Regions from separate parts of the Homo sapiens genome. Here region 2 is linked to region 1. A link is an interaction called in ENCODE POLR2A ChIA-PET data of the cell type or tissue named here. Cell type or tissue: HepG2. All regions are shown on one strand. Each heading gives the region's core, and the rest is flanking DNA. Links, peaks and the distances in the headings are about the cores only.

The links. ChIA-PET counts read pairs that join two places held together with the same protein. Peaks named below come from ENCODE experiments on the same cell type or tissue, not always from the same donor. Only the 100,000 strongest peaks of a DNase experiment are listed, where the experiment ranks them.
Region 2: POLR2A ChIA-PET joins it to region 1 with 5 read pairs; 3 of 35 experiments call an interaction of 5 or more read pairs at or near these places.

Annotation. Positions count from the first base shown.
Region 1 is chr14:32,006,267-32,013,816 of GRCh38, forward strand. No RefSeq gene overlaps it. Among named protein-coding and RNA genes, the nearest start is that of LINC02313, 65 kb to the left of the region's middle. In HepG2, for the core only: no CTCF peak of the experiment used is centred there; a DNase peak (open chromatin) is centred at 4,485.
Region 2 is chr14:32,215,176-32,222,725 of GRCh38, forward strand. No RefSeq gene overlaps it. Among named protein-coding and RNA genes, the nearest start is that of RNU6-8, 16 kb to the left of the region's middle. In HepG2, for the core only: no CTCF peak of the experiment used is centred there; no DNase peak of the experiment used is centred there.

The sequences.
Region 1 (7,550 bases), core at 2,041-6,040:
TCTAGCAGCCTGGGCACCTGGGAGCACCTCCTCCCTCCGCCCACCCCCTTCCAGAGGGAGTGATCTAATCAGCAAATTCCCATTGGCTTGTTAATGATTCACGGTGTGGTTTGTTCCAGAAGATGGAAGGCAAAGAATCTCTAATGACGGCATTTCACAGGTGCTGCTGAGCCTGGGAAGCAGTGTTGGTTGGGGATAGGGCCTTTTCATCTCCCCGCAGTCTCTACCACCTTCTCTGACTAGGAGACGATGTGCTCACACTCCCACACTCAGCTTCACACTTTCTGTTGTGACGTGGGTTTGGGCATCTGCTTCCCTGACCCAGAGGAAGCCAGTCTTGCCTGGTGGGTTTCTGTCTAGTATGAGGGAGGAGGAATGGAGTGCCTTTTCTGCAGGCACCTGCACATCTTGGGAGCTTAGAGAGTCTGTGCAAAGGTAAACAGTTACATAAGGAAAGAAAGACTTACTTTAGTCCTGGGTCTTGTGTGGGCCCTGCGGTAGCACGTGGAATATTAAAAAATAATGTGGGGATTACCACCATCTCTTCCGTATTTGTTCTTCTGAGTCATGCTCTAGTTTAAGCAGCAAGAAAGACGATGACCTTTCTCTTCAGTTTACCTTAAAGAGCAGCTGGTGCTTAATGGAAAATTTTGAGAAAGTTGTCGTTATGAACCAATTCAATGGCTGGAGCATTTCCTGCAAAGGCTCTTATCTGGAGAAAGAGGATTTCAGGGTGAGAAAGCTGGCATGACGGGAGGATGAGTCGGGAGGTGGAGGGAAGAGTTAGAATGGCCAAGAGAGCGGGAACAAGCTGCCTGTTGTGGCTGTGGCTCTCAGATTTTCCTTGAGATTTTTTTCTGGACTTTTAACTTGAAGACATGCCCATTTTGAAAGAATTTTTCTTTCTGAAGGATATTTTGGGCTGTAGGCAGGGCAAGAAAGTTCAAGCCCAGACACTGGGGGTTTCTTCTGGCTGTGCTGATAACCTGCTAGGGAAAGGAACAGTTCTATTTTCTTCCCTCGTGTGGAGGTGATAATTCCTGCCTGGATCAGTCTTATAAAAATGTTTGGAAGACTATGTGGTTAATGTTTGGGTGCTAATCTATACCAAATGCTTAAGAAATATGCAGTTAATTCTTAATCTGAAAATTTCTTTGTTGTGATTCTCTTCTCCATGGCAGGTCCGTAATACTGAGTATTAGGATTTGTTAGAAAAAGGCAGCAGGAACAGGTCTCATTATCTATTTAGTTATTTTTCAAAGCTTTCCTTGGGGGAGAAGGCTAATGAATGAGTAAAGACTGTGAAGGAATATACTGTACAGAAGATAGACACTAATTAATCTCCTCCTCTGATGAGGCTGGAGAGAAAAAAAGAAACTTATATTAAAGCAAGAGAGATATAGGTTAGACATAATGAAGAACTTGCCTATTATGAGCATTTTAAGTTGCTGCGCAGGGCAGGCAAAACCATAATTCTGATGGTGGCCAGTATACAAAGCAATGATACCAGCCAAATTTCACAGAAGGAAAGAGTCTATATTATCTGAATAAGTTAGGTCTGCTTTCTGGCATAAGCAGACTTTATTTCCCCACAACCAGCGCTCTAACCTGTGGGTGTGGCAATTATTTTAGAGTCTCTCTCTAGAAAAGTCCCTTTTGGAAACTAGGGCCTTTCTCATCACTGTGTAAGTGAACTCCCTGACAGTTCTAGGAAGACTACAGATTTTTTAAGCTGAGACCGTTTTTTTTCTCTCTCTCTTTCTTTCTTTTAACCTTTTTATTTAGTCTGTTAAACCACCAGAGACACAGATTCCTCCCAAGGGGCTATTTCTGCTTTTCATTTATTGAGACTACCAGGTCATATCACTTGTTTTTGATGAACTCAGAGCTATTTAAAGCTGCTCTTAGGCCTTTAACTGCTTTACTAGATGCCTGCTCTCCCAAGTCACCCTCCTCTTTTCAGTCTGCCCACCCCACTGCCCTTCTTTCCTCTTATATTCTCTCCTGTCCCTCCTGACTGTCTGCAACCCCTTTTATTTTTCCCTGTCCCTTATCTTCTCCTAATAGCTCTCTTTTCTTTCTTTCTCTCTCTCTCTCTCTCTCTCTTTTTTTTGAGACAGGATCTCGCTTTGTCATCCAGGCCGGAATACAGTGGCATGATCATGGCTCACTGCAGCCTCCAACTCCTGGGCTCAAGTGATCCTCCTACCTCAGTCTCCTGAGTAGCTAGGACTATAAGCACACACCACCACACCAGCTAATTTTTAAATTTATTTTTATTTTTATAGAGACAGGGTTTCACTATGTTGCCCAGGCTGGCCTCGAACTCGTGGCCTCAAGCAGTCCTCCTGCCTCAGCCTCCCAAAGTGCTGGTATTACAAGCATAAGCCAATATGCCCAGTCTCTCTCTCTTTCTTTCTTTTCTTTTCTTTCCTTCCTTCCTCCCTCCCTCCCTCCTTTCCTCCCTCTCTCTCTTTCTTTCTCTCTTCCTTCCTTTCTCTCTTTCTCTCTTCCTTCCTCCCTCCCTTCCCCTTCCTTACTTCTTCTCTTTCCTTCCCTTCCATTCCATTCCCTTCCCTTCCTCCCTACCTCCTTCCCTCTCTCCCTCCATCCCTTTCTCCCTCCATTCCTTTTTTCCTTTCTTTCTCTCTGTCTCTTTCTCTCTGTCTCTTTCTCTCTCCCTTTCTTTCTTTCTTTTTCCCTTATGAATCATGTTCTCTGCACCTTCCAGAGCCGTGGTTGGAAAAATTAGATTGCTTCTTGGAATCTACAGTAGAATGTCTGGTTGAAAATCACTTCTGGAAAAGCCAGGATAGCCAGAACAGGCCTTCAGATTTGTTTATTCATTCAACAAATATTTATTGAGCAGCTATTTATGTGCAGACCTCTGAGATTAAAGTTATTGGCAACCTATAAGCCAGAAGAGAGATAGTTTTACCCATTTGACATATAGGCTTAATTGAAGATTAAGGGTTGTCCTAAACAACCTTGTTTTATTCCCTGGCCCTATGTTCATAATCACTAATTATTGCTACAAAACAAAGTGCCCCCAGAGAACTTTTACAAATATTTTAAACATCCTAATGGTCATACTGGTTTGCCTTGGATGTCACTAGATTGTGAATGGTAATTAGTTTTCTTTTTCCAGCTGAGGGCCCCTTAGGCATTGCCATGTCTGGCCCTTTCAAATTCTTTCTGAGCAATTGGTTTCTAGATAATTGTAATCAGTCGTTTCCTATGGGCAAACCCTTCTCAATAATGAGCTCATCATCCCATCAGGTGAAAATGCAGCAGCACAATTAATATTTTGGGGATGAAAACAAATTACTGTTTGCTGAATAATGAGCCCTGAGTCCTGTTTTAGAGCTGAATATGCAGTGCAAGACCAAAATTTAATTCTTTTCATGAGAACTGACAGACTTTACTTCAAACCAACTACACTTCATTAAAACTGTGATAACAGTCTGCAAAGCAGCATAGAAATATTGCAGCTGTGGGCTCTCAGAGAGAAGGAAAGAATCCTTATATTGTTCAAATATGACACAATGCGTTTGTAATGGAGTCACTCCATCCCAGATATATTCGGATTCAATGCACTGATTCTCCTCCCCTGCCACTCGGGTTCACTTAATGGTGAAAGGGAGGCAGCAGCCAAAGCAGCCAATTCTCTTACTTGCTTTAGACTGTACAGAAACTGAGCCACCCGAGTTGGGGGTGCCAGGGTGCAGAAGGATAAGAAGGGTAAATCCCACTGAAGAAGAGTCTGGTACGAGGACCAACAGCAATTTGGGCAGGTCACGTCCAGCCAAGATGTGGAGGAGGAAAATGTGGGTGGAGACTCAATGGGCTTCGTGGAGGTAGAGGTGATGACCACCCTTTGTGACTGCATGAGTCACTCTGCCTTTGGATGAGGGATTTGGGGCCCGAGGCCACTCAGAGAACATCTCCAGGAAGCCTTTTCTAACTCCCCGGACTGTGAGATGGCCTCTCTGTGCTCCCAAGGTGCCTTGAACACACTCCTCTACAGTTCTTACCACCTGCTGAAATTGTCTGCTTTTTCACAGTGGTTGGCACCATGGTCTTTGGAGAAAGGCAGTATGGCTTTGTCACTAATTAGCTGTGTGACCTTAGGCAAGTCACATAACCTCTCTGAGCCTCAGCTTCCTTACAAATAATATTTAATAGGGTAGATGTGGGAATTAAAATGAGTTAGTAAAAGGCCTGGCATATACTAATCGTTATTACCATCATCATTAGTGATATCATCTTTTCTACTCCATCATAAGTTTCTCAAATGCAGGGTTCACATTATTTATCTTCATCTACTAAGAGTTCAGCACACAGATGCTCTCAATAAAGGTCTATTCAACAGATTTCACATCAGCAGCTGCTAGATCATAGTAAGAGGACAGATGTGCCTTTCTTGGGAAGATGATTGCCCTGGAGGAAGCTAACAGTCAACAGTGACTCAGAGATAGTCACCTCCTCCCCTGTGTGTTCACAGTGGTCAGTGAGAAGTGATAGCAATGACCTTTCCTGTGAGAGGTTAGAATAGGAAAGATTTCTTGATAAGAAGATGGTATGACAAATTCAAAGAATCTTTCACCAGAAACAAGCTCTGAGCCAGTGTGACTATTCAGGCCTGTCTCCCAGGAAAAGCTTCCTGATAGAGCCCGGCATTATGTGTGTAGAAAACGTAGCTGTGGGTTAACTTTTTACCCCTCTCCATCTGCACTGCCTTTAGTGGGCTTCCAGTGGTGGGGGTTGGGGGCGTTCTCTGGTTAGCTTGGCTGCCCACACTGTGCCTATGTGTGCTATGCACTCACACGGGCCTCAGTCCTAATGAGAGTTATTGGAAGCCGAAGGCGCTTCTGAGGGAGGATTTCTCTGTACAAACAGCCACATTTGCTCGTATCTGAGATATACAGGTGTGGTCAGGTCTAAGGGGAAGAACATGGATAATTTTCCAGCTCCTTTTTAGACCTTTGAAGGCAGGAAATAATTGGGGTTTGTGTGTTTGTATGTGTGTGATGAGAGAGAGAGAGAAAAAAATAAGAAGATAAGAAGAAGAGAAGGGAAACTCATGGCATTTCTAAGCAAATTGTTTCCACAATAATGTTGCCCCTCTTAAAATTAGCATAGTTCGTGAAATGCAGAGCTGTGTTGTGACTCAGAAATATTTCAGACAGCAGTGTTTCCACCAATTCATCAGAGATGTTATTAAGCCAGAGAATGACTAAAATCTGGTGATATAGGTGAAATAAAAACTGCTTTCAGCAGCCTTTCTCAAGGAGTGAGACTGGCTCGCCTCTGGCACAGTGGACTTCAAAATTAAAGGGGGAGACATTCGTGTGATATGGTAGCAAAAATACAGCTAAGGAGAAAGCCTCATTATGAGCAAGCAATAGAAGAGAAAATGCCAGTAGGCATTGAGACGTCCGAACTGTGGTCCAGAACCTGCTACTAACTAATGTGTGACCTTGGGCAAGTCACTTCATTTCTTTAGACCTCAGTTTTTGCATCTGGCAAATCTCCTCCAGCTCTAATATTGTAACTTATTAAAGCATAGAAGTACATCCAAATGAAATGATAAATAAGACATAGCTATATTATTTCCCTATCTTTGTACATTGGAATTGTGATTGTGTGTTAGTCCATGTTTATCAATGTCTAGACAATATTCAAATGGGCTCTATATCAATTCTCTTTCCAGTGTTTCCTACAATGAAAATTTCTGTATCCTTAAAAAAATGAAAAGATCCCCAAATCGTGGCATCTAATTTAAGAGATGATTTCTACCACTACTTCTTTCATCCAGTTCTTTAATAAGCATGTTTAATACCAACTGTGTGCCCAGTGCTGTTGAAAGGAAGATGGCAATAAGACTGCATTTAAGAAACCACCACAGAATCATGGCCTAACAAAACAATATTAGCAGCATCTTGGCATCTGTCCCAGGATCTGACCTGCACATACATTTTGAAGTGAGCATTTACATGAGTATTTTAGCTGAAGGCAGCTAAAATTCCAGGGCACACCTACCTGCAGCATCATATAAAATGCTTTCTTCAATAGTGTGTCAGCCAGGTTTGTATTGACTAACTTGAATCATGGCTGACATAAAATTCCATCTCCTTTGTCCAGGGGACAACAGAAATGCAAAGGGGAAGTTTCCACCCAAAGTCTAAAAAGACAGGGCCTGAGATCCATGATAATTTTGCAGGGAATAATAAGCATCTCCTTTGTGTTGGGACCATCCATTGGGTTCCATCTCCTAAGAGGTGGTGATGGATGATGACTGGCACCTGGGCATGGAGGCTATCCATTGCACATTTTCCTGTAGACCTTTCTCTGCTTCCCTGGTCTCTGTGTATCACAAAGACCCAAATATTTTAACTTGAGTGGTACCAAAAACCAATGAGGGGGTGATTATCAAAGTGGGAACAGTGGGAAAGGATGCTGTGCAAATACAAAAGTTTTGTAAACATTTAATAGGAGTTCTTAAAACATGGCTTCCAATTTAAACCTTTAAGTCACTAACCTGCTAGTGAGAGAGTGTGTGTGTGTAAGAGATATTTTCTCTGTTCTCCTTTCCTAAGAATTAGGAAGCTCTAGGGTGGGGCCAGAACCGAGGGTCAGATATGATTGGTGGGAGGAATTAAGGCAGTAGTGTGTCCATAAAAGAGTCATTGACTGGTGTACATGGCAAGTCAATACTCAGAGACACCCAGTTGCAGCAGAGAAAGAGGTTTAATTGTGGTGTCACTGAATGAAGAGATGGTAGAAAGCCTCAAGTCCGTCTCCCCAAGGAATTTGGGGTTTGGGTTTTTAGGAGTTTGGGAGTAGGCTGAAATGTGGAGATCATTGACTGGTCGAAGAGTGCAGAGTGGCATCGTGGAACAGGGAGATGAAGAAGCCGTGTTCCCATGCTGATCCCATTCCTGGCGGTTCCTGAGGACTCATAAACCAGGACTACTAAGGGCCGGTGCTGCTGATACTGCCCCCACAGGGTTGACAAGAATTGCATGCTTACAGAAATATAGTAAGACCCTGTGGGAGTCTTCAAACTGGTTGCTGGAATTCAGGTCTAAAAAAACTCTTAAGTGATCCTTCAACAAAAGCCTTATGAGTCTAACGTTAGAGATCCTGTCTGTGGGAACAATGGGGATGCAAATCAATTTTTAAACAGTCTTATGGCCCTAATGTCAGAAATCCTATCTATAGAAACAATGGGAATGCAAATGGTCAGCATCTAGTGACTTTTACTGGAAGTGGGCCACAGTACAGCCTGATTGATGTTAAATTATAACTATATTTCTGTCTAGAACCTGGCATGCAATTCTTGTCAACCCTGTGGGGGCAGTTTCAGTGGCACCCCATCCCTCAGTAGTTCTGGTTTATAAGAGTCCTCAGGAACCTCTTGGATAAAGAATTTGTATGTCTGGGCGTGGTGGCTCACGCCTGTAATCCCAGCACTTTGGGAGGCTGAAGTGGGCAGATTACCTGAGGTCAGGAGTTCGAGACCAGCCTGGCCAACACGGTGAAACCCC
Region 2 (7,550 bases), core at 1,515-5,514, 210 kb after region 1:
TGAACTTTTAAAGGGAATGGAGTACCTTTTAATACATTGTCTGTTGATAAAATTTCCCTAAAGCTGGATGGCCAACATTTTGGGTCAATATATAGATTGTTTTGAACAACTTAAAAAATATTACCTGTTTTGAGCCGTTCTTATTTAGTTAAACTGAATCTGTAATAATAAGACAAAGCTTTTACCCATTTTGAATTTTAGGAACAATTATTCAGAAATTCAGGAGAGATACCTGATCACTGTTACAACAGATGTTTTGTTCTTCTTATTCCAGTCCTTTTATATCCCTGGTAGCTATGGAGAAGCTCGTGTTGGAAACGATTTAAATACTTGGTAAATCAACATATGTTTCTTTTCAGAGCACTTATCATTGAGATTGACTGCTGTTCCCCACCTGGAGAAAGACAGTTCTTAACCTTTTTTTTTTTAATTTTTCAATCATAGCTGCTATGGTTTGAATGTGTCCCTTCCACTTCCAAAATTCAAATGTTGAAACTTAATGGCTAATGTAATGCTGTTAAGAGGTGAGACATTTAAGAGGTGATTAGGTCAGGAGGGCTCCATCCCTTGTGAATGGGATTAGTGCCTTTATAAAAAGGCTTAAAGGAGGGCTTAATGTTGTGCCATGTGAGGACACAACATTCAAGGTGCCATCTTGGAAGCAGAGATCAGACCATACCAGACAACTGAACCTGCTGATGCCTTGATCTTAGACTTTCCAGCCTCCAGAACGGTGACAGAATACATTTCTCTTCTTTATAGATTACTCAGTCTTAGGTATTTTGTTATAGCAGCGCAAATCATACTGAGACAATAGCATAACACCCCTAAGGTATGCCCCTCTTCCACAATCAAAGAGATATACTGAATCAGTTGTTCTCAAAGGATCTCTCACTTTTCTTCTCTCTGGATAAGGTGGGCAGTGTATGTGTTACTTGAACAAGCCCCTCGGGTGGTTCTGAAACCCTCACCTGTTCTCTCACAGCTTTCAAATCTTTTAACTGCTGCTTCTTTAACCAAAATTTATTGGTTTATCAGTTTCTGAAAGATTTGTGGTAAGATTTGCCTCTTTATTTATAGTTCTGAAAAAATTTTCATTGTAACTCTTATTTTTGCTTTATGTAATGAGGCACTTATAAGTTCAAGATTGTTATATTTTGTGGGTATATCTTTTTAATTTTATTTTTATGTAGTTTACTTTTTTAATGTAGTTTACTTATCCATATTAATGCAGTTGTGGTTAACTTTTATATTGTATCAATATTGCTAAGTATGTATCCTTTTGGTTAATATTTGCTTGGAATATCTTTATCCTTCTGTGTATTTTCTAGTCTTTGGTGTGATTTTCAAAATTATGTTTGTCATAAATAGCATTGTTCAGATCTTAAAAATTAAACCAATCTCATTCCATTTTAAAATATGTAGATTTAATCTGGGGGTTAGCGACTTTTTTCTGTCAGCCAGTAAATATTTTAGGTTCTGTGGGTCATACAGTATCTGTTACAGCTACTCAAAAGCAGCCTCAGGCCACGTGAATAAATGGGCATGGGTAGATTTGTTCTGCCAGCTATAGTTTGCCAACTCCTGCCTTAATCTATTTACATTTTTGTGATTGTTGATATGTTTGGCTTATTTTGTGTTTCCTGTTTACCATTTATATTACTTAAGGCAGTGTTGGCTGAGGTTACAGATTAATCCGGAGACCTCAGTGGCTCAGCACATTGAAGATTAGATTTTACATGATAAAATAATTATATTTAATATTTATATATATAGTAATACTTATATAGTTTATAAAATAATTATACTTTATGTATATTATAAAATATAAAAGTTATATTTTATCTAAAATATAAAGCAGTTATATTTTATCTAAAATATAAAGCAGTTATATTTTATCTAAAATATAAAGCAGTTATATTTTATCTAAAATATAAAGCAGTTATATTTTATCTAAAATATAAAGCAGTTATATTTTATCTAAAATATAAAGCAGTTATATTTTATCTAAAATATAAAGCAGTTATATTTTATCTAAAATATAAAGCAGTTATATTTTATCTAAAATATAAAGCAGTTATATTTTATCTAAAATATAAAGCAGTTATATTTTATCTAAAATATAAAGCAGTTATATTTTATCATGTGAAATCCAGTCAGTGGCACAGATAGGATAGATGGTCTGCCCCTTGCAGTCGTTCAGGAAACCAGGCTCCTTCCTTCCATCTAGTGGCTCTGTCACTCCGTATGTGTGGGGTGCATAATCACCACAGAAAGGGAAAGAGGCAGTGGAGTAGACACACCTGCTTCTTTAACCACATTAGCCTGGAAGTAATTTATGTCACCTCTCACATTTCATAGATGAGAACTAGTCACATGGTCCCACCTAGATGCAAGAGGGACCTAGGAAATAAAGTTACTGTGGCAGCCACTTCCAACGACCCTCCCTCACGTGGTAGAGGAACACAGACCTTTGGCAGACATCTGGGCACTTCTGCCGCAATCACCCTTTCTCCTTGCTGCCTTTTTTTTCTTTTCTACCTTCTGTGGGATTTTTTTTTCTCTATTCCCCTTCATTCCCTTTGTTGGCTTGGAATATATATGATGTATTTTTCTTGTTTTATTAGTTGTCCTTACAGTTTTAACACATACTTCAATTTTGAAATGTCTATAAGGCCTGTGTTTATTCAGTATATCTCTTCTCCTATGGATAAGAAAATAATCTATTGATTCCTCCCCTCCCCCTGTACAGATACTCCACGTATCTTTCTTCTTGTTGTTGTCTAGAGTTTTATTTTACCTTTAAATAAACCCCCCCAAAACCCCACAAAATAGTTATTTTTATGGTTAAGAATTAAATATACCACTATTATATTTTTGTCAATTTCTCTCCTCATTGTTCTCTGGATTGTTTCTTCCTGAAGTGCATTCTTCAGTTTTTAAATGTTTTTTTCAGTGGGAGTCTGTGAGTGGTAAACTCTGTTTGTCTATTATGCCTAAATAGCTACATATAGAATTCAAGGTAGATAATTAGTTTCTCTCAGTATGTGGGAACTATACTCCATTTTCTTTTGGCATTGATTGTAGCTGATGGAAAACCCATTGTCAGTCTAATTGTCATTCCTTCATAGGAATTTGTCTTTTCTCTAGTAATTTTTACAATGTTTTGTAGTTTGACAACACACTATGGTTGTGAATTTATTTTTATTGATTCACCTTGCTTTACAGAATGCATTTCGAAATGTGGTTTCTTGTGTTTCTTCAGTTCTTGCAAATTTTTAGCCACTAATCCTTTGAATACTGCTGCCCTTCTAATTCCAACTCTCTGTTTTTCTGCACTTGATTATATTTTGAAGGGTATCTGTATATTCTCCATGTCTCTTAACTGCCCATTCATAATTTTTTCTCCTTCTCAGTAGTGTACTCCCAGCATAGTTTTTCAATTCCCTAATCTTTTTTTGAGAGTGTACAGACTAGAGGTGATCTAATTCATTAAGCTTTTCGGTTTCTGTATTTTTCATTTATCATATTTTTCATTTACCTCTTCTAATTTCATTTGTGCATGTTTTCATTTCATCTTTTAAATGAATGTTATTCCTTCCACTATCTCTGTGAAGATCCTGAAAATATATATACCCTTTTTGGATTATTTTTTCCATTGCATTTGCTGTGTTGGCTGACATTTGTTGGTTTTCTTCATTTAGAGAGTGTCCCTCTTTCCCTCTTTCTTCACTCATTCCTTCCTGAATGGTTGTCTCTCCCTTAGTCCCCCTGGAATGTCAGCTCAGAACCAGGTATTTTATGGGTAGTGGGGACTGAATAGGTCACAAGTCCAGTCCCTGCGTTTGTGGCAGCTTGCTCAGGATAAGTTACTTTAATTTCAGGACTGTGACAGTTTCCTTCTGTCTCCCTTTGTTTGAAGCTTCACAGGAGGCTTAAACGTCAGGCAGCAGCTGTAGTAGCTCTTATGTCACTGGTAGGATGGGTGGGAGACACTGGTATAGTCCTGATTTCTCATAGTGAGCTTGGCTCAGGGTACCCACCATGTGTGGAATTCCCATGAATCCTGAAGAGCTGAAATCAGTTGGGCCAAAAGAGATCATTATCTTGCTTTAGAGCATCCCTTTTAAATATCTTTTTACGTTTTATCTGTTCTTGGTGTTTGGAGTAGTGATGGGATGGGTGTAGTCCCATTCCTCTTCTTTTAGAATCCGTTAGATCCTGATTTGCATGCCTTTCCCTATTTGTTTTTAATTGGTGACCATGCCATTCAGCCTGATTTTTCATATATCATTGTTGGATCCCCAAATGTATCCCAGAATAAGCAAGCATGAGTTCTTCTATAATTTTCCTCAGGGACAGATGGTGGTGACTGAGCTGATGATGGGTGTGTATTGGGCCTCAGTGGCTGTGTCAAAGTATGGTTAGGACATGGCTGGCTTGAGTGTGAGTCCTGGCAGGGCCACCGTGTCCCCTCCACTCTTGCTCCTCCTAACACCCTCTTCTCTTAGCTCACATGGCACGGACTGATGCCCCAGAGGAGTCTGCAGAAGAATGTGAGAAGGCTGCTTTTGGGTTGGGCTGACCCAGACATGAGACCTACTATCTTTTTCAACACTGCCTTGAACCTAATTTATTTCTAGTTCTGAACTATGGAATGGGGCAGCACTGTGTGGCTGTGTGTTGTGCACTGTTCCCAAGTATAGAAAGCCATGGGGGCCAAAATCCAGTTAGCATTCCATCCAAGCTGTGCACGCATGGTGCTGTGTCCATCCAGAGTGAGGGTTTTTTTTTTTTTTTTTTTTTTTTGAGACGGAGTCTTGCTTGTTGCCCAGGCTGGAGTGCAGCGGTGTGATCTTGGCTCACTGCAACCTCCGCCTGCCTCAGCCTCTCGAGTAGCTGGGACTACAGGTGCATGCTGCCATGCCTGGCTAAGTTTTCATATTTTGGTAGAGATGGGGTTTCATCGTGTTGCCCAGGCTGGTCTCGAACTCCTGAGCTCAGGCAATCTGCCTGCCTTGGCCTCCCAAAGTGCTAGGATTACAGGTGTGAGCCACCGCACCTGGCCCAGAATGAGAACCTTGTAATTCACACAAAGACGTCAATTAGACAAGTGTGGCCATCCAAGGACACATCTACTGCCTCTTTCCAGGTCTCCCTTCACCTCAGTTAAACTAGCTTGTAAACCTCTTGTTTGTCACCCTTAGAGACAGAGTGTTGTTGAACCCTGTACTAGGGATACTTTCCCACTGGGGTATGGTGAAGGGATGATTAGGGTCTGGTGCTGGTTGTCAAGCCATCCTACTGACTGCTGGAAGAAGCGTCAGAAGCTGGGCTTCCTTTCTTATTTCAGTGTAGAGCTGGCAGATGAGGTGCAAGCTACCCCTTTTGAATGGGTTAGACTTCAGCCTTTTTTTTTTTTTGAGACGGAGTCTCACTCTTGTTGCCCAGGCTGGAGTGCAATGGCGCGATCTTGGCTCACCACAACCTCCACCTCCTGGGTTCAAGTGATTCTCCTGCCTCAGCCTCCCAAGTAGCTGGGATTTCAGGCATCCGCCACCACGCCCAGCTAATTTTTGTGTTTTTAGTAGAGACAGTGTTTCTCCATGTTGGTCAGGCTGGTCTCGAACTCCTGACCTCAGGTGATCCGCCCGCCTGGGCCTCCCAAAGTGCTGGGATTACAGGCGTGAGCCACCACGCCCGGCCAGACTTCAGACGTTTTATCCAACTAATGACATCCTCAAACTGCCAAGTGGTCAGATCAGCTTTGACCTTTATTCCCTCTAGGAGTCAGTTTTTTGTGCACAATGCCACTGACACTTTGGACCTGGATCTAATTCCCGCCTTCATCTCCTCTGACTTGTTACATAACTTCTTTTGGCCATAAAAGTATTAGACTTTGGCCCCAGGGAAGGAGTTGCTAGAAATCCAGCCCTTGGTACAAGGAGAGTCATGGTAAATATCACCTTGCAGTCCTGCCTTGATACTAAGTATTAAGTAATATTATAGCCTGATTCCTTGTCAAGGAACCCTTCTCTGCTAGTGACTAAGATAGCATAAAAGCATGTGGTTTCCAGAACCAAATGTACACTTACTTTCATTTTTTTAAAACTGATCTTTAGCATCCTTGCTACTTTTTTTTTTTTTTTTTTTTTTTTTTTTGAGACAGAGTCTAGCTCTGTCACCAGGCTGGAGTGCAGTGGCGTGATTTCGGCTCACTGCAACCTCTGCCTCCTAAGTTCAAGCAATTCTACTGCCTCAGCCTCCCAAGTAGCTGGGATTACAGGCATGTGCCACCACGCCCAGCTGATTTTTATATTTTTGATAGAGATGAGGTTTCACCCTGTTGGCCAGGATGGTCTCAATCTCTTGACCTCCTGATCCACCAGCCTCGGCCTCCCAAAGTGCTGGGATTACAGGCGTGAGCCACTGCACCTGGCCCCTTGCTACTTTTTATAATTGCCAGAACTCACAAGAGAATTCCTTCAGGGAGGTTTAGGAGATGACATAAGGAAGGAAAGACTCATTTGCACTCAAGAGGAAAAACAGTAATTATGAGGACAGAGGAAGCTAGAGAAAGAAAATCAAGGAAAAGACACTGGGAACAAATTTATTCAATCCAAGGGTTTAAGGTAGTGGTTGGTAGATTTGAGTTGGGAGTGTCAGTTTAAGAATATCTTGTACCAGCCACTGTCCTTGAAACCAGCTTGTAGGGACAAGGGTATGAGATTGAGGGACCACAAGGAATCTACCTTATATAACTGGGGTGGGGGAAGGATGAGTCAGCCTAGCAAGACTAATGTTTAGAGTTGTGAGGGCTTTTGATGAACTTATCTTTTGGGAAGCATTTTATTTGGCTAAAAGGATTTTACCAGCAGGGTGAGGGATGGGGGAAAACACTGATGTTTGGAGTGGGACAATGTTTGAATGGGAAGCTGTTTTCAGCTAGTCACAGAGCAAATGCTGTAGTCTATATATGCCTCCCATGATTACCATAAAGAAAATATCAAACATGGGCTGTCGAATACAGGAGAGCAGTGGTGGATACAATTCCTGGAGAATTAGATGGGCATGGGCCCTGACATTATGGAATTTACCAAATTACCTGTAAAATAGAATCTCAGGTATCTGTTTCCACTTAGACTACAGAAATCAAATGTAGAGATGTGAATGCTATTGGTACTGTGGGGGAGATGGAGAAATTATGCATAAGAACTAGGGAGCAAAGAGTGTGTTCTTATGACCGCCACGTTTAGAGAGCAGAAAGGGGAAGTTTGTAGGTAGATTACAGGTTCTGTAATGAGGATGGAATTCGAGTCCCACCAGAAAGTAAAGTTTTCATGAATGTGCCATTTGAGATGTTGAAAACCTAGAGTCTGGAAGAACTTTCGCACACTGTGTTCGTGTTTTATTCTATATCTGTTCCCATTCGTTTCTACTTTTCTATCTATATAAGCCTCAATTCCTTCTTTCCTACCCCTACCATTTTACCACCTACTCACAGTAATCCTTCCTCATCATCATCAAAAGAAATTCTGCAATCTACCTCT